Regions from separate parts of the Mus musculus genome. Here region 2 is linked to region 1. Evidence: chromatin loops called from intact Hi-C (ENCODE). Cell type or tissue: left cerebral cortex. All regions are shown on one strand. Region 1 holds the start of Dicer1 (dicer 1, ribonuclease type III). Region 2 overlaps Syne3 (spectrin repeat containing, nuclear envelope family member 3).

Region 1 (2,500 bases):
TGGTTGGTGAGGGAGGGTCTTTCCAGGGGCAACTCGTGTGGGTTGAGTGAATCATGTGGGAGGAGTCTCTTCTGCAGCTGTGTTTCTGTTAGTTAATGTTCTTGAGAGCAGGACACTGTCCAACTGCATATGTAAACGTGAGCTTTTGTGGATATGGATATATATCATATATACATGCATATATATCACATATATGTATGATATGGTATATATCACATATACCATATACATTATATAGTACATATTAATTATATTATACATTGGATGGTACATATACATTATACATAATATCTAGCATGATACATATATATGATAGATATCATATATAATACATACATCATATACATGATACAAATATAGTATATATATCATATATGTATGTGCCAGGGCTTTGGCATGTAGCTCAGGCTGGCCTTGATCTGTGATTTTGCTATGGTAACCTCCTCCTCCTCATGCTGGGATAGTCCAAATCCATTTTTTTTTTTGAAAGACAGCCGAGGATGTGGTGCACGCCTTTAATCCCAGTGCTTGGGAGGCAGAGGCAGTTGGATCTTTATGAGTTCAAGGCCAATTTGGTGTACAGAGCAAGTTCCAGGACAGCCAGAGCTATACAGAGAAACATTGTGTCGAAAAACAAAACAAAACAAAACAAAACAAAACAAATGGACCATATTGCCTCCAAGTTAAAGGTAAAGAAATCAGAAACATCTGCTAATGGACAAGGAGTTAGTCTTTAAAAAAATATCTTTTTTTTTTCCCGAGACAGGGTTTCTCTGTGTAATAGCCCTGGCTGTCCTGGAATTCACTCTGTAGACCAAGCTGGTCTCGGACCCAGAAATCCGCCTGCCTCTACCTCCCAAGTGTTGGGATTAAAGGCGTGCCCCACCACGCCCGGCGTGGCACACACGTTTAAACCCAAAAATTGAGAGGCAGAGGCAGGCGGAGTTTGAGGACAGCCTGGTCTACATAGTGAGACCTACTTTCGAAATAACAGTAATAAAAAAATTGAAACAAATGACACTAGTATTTATTCAAATAAACAAATCACTTGCACTTATTAAAGATTAGCCTTAATTTGGAGAGGTAACAACCACTACGTGGGACTGTTGGACATAGTTCAGACGGACAGGTAAGCGCTTCCAGTGGCTGAGAGAAGCCCGGGGCTAGAAGCGTCCATCCCTCACCTGGAGTACCAGTCTATTCCGGAGTCTTTTTCCAAGATGCCTACACGGAGGTGGGGGAGGGTCCTACACTAAGATGGTTTTCTTTAAGTCGGTCTCTTTACTCCTCTGATCTCAGCAAGAAGACGCAGCAGAAAGCTCAGCCTTATAAAACCAAGTTTGCACGCCGCGGGCATTTTCTGGTTATTCAAGTTGGTTTTGAGGGCTGCCCAAAGAGATCAGTTCTTTGGACCAAAAGAGCGGTGCAGCGGGGCTTGCGGATGGGGGCGATGTGTGCCATCATCAGGAAGGGAAAGGAGCCGGGAGCTGGGACTGCGTAGCCCCAGCGGCGCGTTCAGGATTCCGGCCGGCCGGCAGGCTGGCTGACTGCGTTGCAGAGCTCGGTCTTCGCATTGGGCCTCCGACGCGGCCTCGGCCCGAGTCTGCTGTCTCCCGGCTTCTGAGTGGCTGGGGGGCCGGGGTTAACCTTTCACCTCCGCGCTCCGTCCAATCACAGGACGGCTTTCATGCGGCCGCGGGGCGAGCGAGCGAGGGGGCGCGGAGCGGCGGCGCGACGCCGGTGGGATTCTCCAAGCCGCTGTGCGCCGTCGCCGCGGGCCGAGCGCGGGCTGCGGGCGAGCAGGGCGCTGCGCAGTCTCCGCAGGCGCGGGCGGGAGGGGTCGGGGCGCGGCGCGGTGCGGCGCGGGCGGCTCCGGGCCCAGGTGAATGGAGTAACCTGACAGCGGGAACGAGACGACGGCGAGCGGCAGGAAATGGCGGCGGCGGCGGCGGCGCCGGGCGGCACCGGGAGGCCTGGGCTGTGACGCGCGCGCCGGAGCGGGGTCCGATGGTTCTGGAAGGCCCGCGGCGCCCAGTGCTGCAGGTGAGGCGGGCTCCCTGCTGGGCCGCTTTGTGTCCGGGCCCGGGGGACGGCGATGCCCGGCCCGCCTCTTGCGCGAGGCCCGCGCGGGCGCCGGGAGCAGGCCGCGACGCCGAGCCCGGGCAGAGAACTGTCCACGCGGGCCTCTCCGCACCCCCGCCTTAGGAGGAGCGGCCTTTGACAGGTCCCGTTCCGCGTTCGAAGCCCGGGAGAAGACAGGAGGTATCCACGCGGGCCGGCGTCTCGGGAGCGACCCGGGCCTGCCAAATGGCGCGGGACCCCTGGATGCCTCCGAGGATCTGGAGGGGGACAAGGCCTCAGCGAGGTGCGGGCTGGAGCCCTGGGAAGGACTGTTGTGTGTTTATTGGCAGGTGACCAAGGCTGGCCCTAGGGGGTGGGTGGCCCAGGCCATGTTTTGTGCCCCTCCCCTTTTAGGTCGTCTGGACCTTGCGAAGAAGGG
Region 2 (2,500 bases), 190 kb before region 1:
GCCCATTTTTAAAAAGAATATTTTATGTGTATGAGTGTTTTATCTGCATGAATGTCTGTGCCCTTATGTGCTACATCTGTGCCTGGTGCCTTTGGAGACCAGAAGAGGACATCAGAGTCTTTGGAACTAAAGTTAAAAATAGTTATGAATCAATATTTGGGTGCTGAGTACTGAACTCAGGTTTTCTAAAAGAACAGCCATAATTTTTAACCATTGAGCCATCTCTCCATCCCTAAAAACCCTTTTTAAAAAACTTGCATGGATGAGAATCTCATATTACTGGCCCTGCCCACATCTCCCAGCATGCTTCATGGGGCCCTTGATTGGCATCCTTATCAGCCAGGTGGGGTTCTTGAGCCACTGGGCATCTGTGGCATGATGCCACCTTCTCTCTCAGGAGCTGGAGGCCCGAATCCCAGAAGGCCAGCACCTCTTTGAGAACCTGCTTCGTCTCAGGCCGGCAAGGGACCCCTCCAACGAGCTGGAAGATCTGCGCTACCGGTGGATGCTGTACAAGTCCAAGCTCAAGGACTCTGGCCACCTGCTGGTAGGTGCTGGGGCCAAAGGTTGGGGGTCCCAGGAGGCAACCATGTCTCGGGGAGACAGAATTGCATCTATGCATGTTCATTCCTGCGTGTCCATATTATCAGGCCACGGTGGCTGCTTAAAGGAGGAGAGGAACACTCTTGGCTCTCAGGTTCTTGTAATATTATTTATCCATCTTACCTCCCAGGGAGGCTGGAGTCTATGACTAAGGGCAGTGACTCCTGCTTAGTACATAAAGATGTCTTGCTCCCTCTGTGTTATAGTTTTACATCATTTCCCATTTGATCCTAGAACCACCTTCTGCTGGAATAGCTGCATCCCAGACTCCAGGGGGAATAGCTGAGTCCCACTCCTAACCCCAAGGCTAGAAGGGCCACATAGCCCTTCACTGGGGCGTGGTGTTGCCATGGGGATGCCATATGGAGCTGAATCCTGAGCCTCGGCTCCTCTCTTCCTGGCTAGCCCTTTTATCTCCTGGACCTCCTGTCCCTACGAAAACCATTGGTTAAGATAATGATAGCCTTTGTTAAAGACCATGACCTCCTAACTTGCCCGTGTAGGAGAGGGTCTGGTGACCAAAGCGAGACAAAGAAGTTAAGTGTCCTGGGTCCAGGAAGGAGCGGGTAGGGTGGCTCCCTGGACCCCACTTTTCAGCCACAGCTTGAGGCAAGCCAGGCTTTTTTGGCTCTGCAATTGCCAGGTTGGCCACTAGGTGTCAGCTCAGCCCAGGCCATATCGACCACATTCCGAGCCCTGGCCAAGGCCATCCAGACAGTGCCACCTGGACCTGAAGTGTGTTAAAAAGCTCATTAAATGGGATCCCCTGCTGGTGCAGGCTGTCCAGATGACCAGCAGTTTGAACAAAATACTCCCCTGACAGAATGAATATTCTGTTACGGGGGTTCTGCTGGGGTTTAAGTTTTACGCGCCTAGCTGACTTTTTTTTTTTTTAAACCCCATTTCTTCTCCTTTCCCTAAAATAACAGACCGAGAGTTCTCCGGGGGAGCTGACTGCATTCCAGAAGGTACGTGTCTGCCATCTGTTCCACACAGCTAGAGGGCAGAGAATGTGCAAGGCTTGGAGCCTGTGACTCTGGCGCAGGGTGTCTGGGTTTTCTAGAATGTTCCCGGAGAGCTGGAGATCACAGATGGAGAATCAGCTTTGGTCTGTAATGGGCTGGGCCCCCGAGGTGTGTGTTCTCAGGAAGCCCCAGGCTCAGGGAGGGATTGAAGTGTGTGTAGATGACTTAGCCTTGACGTGAGACTGAGAAGGACCCTGGATTTGTCATCCAGGCCTCGGGACACTCTGGAGAGAGACTGAATGCTGCACTGATTATACCTGTGACAGCAGATGTAAACCAGGACTGGCCCAGGAGCCTGGACTATCCCAGGCAAATAGATCTTGTGGCCTTTTTGGCCCCAGGGGACTCATTAGAAAGGGTGGTGGAGTCCTTTGCTCTGCCAGACAGGCTGTGCCCACTGCTGTCCACTGAAACACTTTGGCTCTTCCCGTACTGGTCACGGCGAAAGCGAGAACAGTGCCAGTTCCTGCCCTCTAGGTGGCACCCCTAAGGTGACACCAGGTGTCACACCAGATGACACAGCCTAGGATCTGGGTGTCAGGACTGGTGCTCAGTGGCCTCAGTTCTTTTTGCAGTGCTGTTTAAGGTGCTCCGGGTTTTAGAGAATGCACCCATGATCCTTAGACTCATGCATGGGCTTGGGCAGTAAGTCGTTGCTCTGCCTGTGGCAGAGGATGGCTGCCCGCTCACTTCCTGACCAACTAGCAATGAAGGGAGAGGGAGAGGCTGGGAGAAGGGGAGGGAAAGAGAGAGAAGGGGTGGGGAGGAAGGGGGAGAGGGGGAAATTGAGTACTGAGACCTGGGCATAAGCTTCAGCCAGCTAGGCTCCAACTCTCATAGTCTCTGTAACCTCCCCTAATAGGGACAGCCAC

The links. Peaks named below come from ENCODE experiments on the same cell type or tissue, not always from the same donor. Only the 100,000 strongest peaks of a DNase experiment are listed, where the experiment ranks them.
Region 2: a loop joins it to region 1, with 2.2 times the contacts of the local background. A loop is called at or near these places in 10 of 42 quality-filtered maps.

The regions. Positions count from the first base shown.
Region 1 is chr12:104,751,291-104,753,790 of GRCm38, reverse strand. Dicer1 (dicer 1, ribonuclease type III) reads left to right here and starts at 1,839. Exons shown (of 27, transcript NM_148948.2): 1 at 1,839-2,043. In left cerebral cortex, a CTCF peak has its summit at 1,441; DNase peaks (open chromatin) are centred at 1,627 and 2,218; H3K4me3 peaks cover 1,776 bases; H3K27ac peaks cover 1,330 bases.
Region 2 is chr12:104,938,653-104,941,152 of GRCm38, reverse strand. Syne3 (spectrin repeat containing, nuclear envelope family member 3) reads left to right here. Exons shown (of 19, transcript NM_001042699.2): 17 at 398-547; 18 at 1,533-1,571. Among named protein-coding and RNA genes, the nearest start is that of Syne3, 59 kb to the left of the region's middle. In left cerebral cortex, CTCF peaks have their summits at 1,252 (motif pointing right) and 2,107 (motif pointing right); DNase peaks (open chromatin) are centred at 1,276 and 1,583.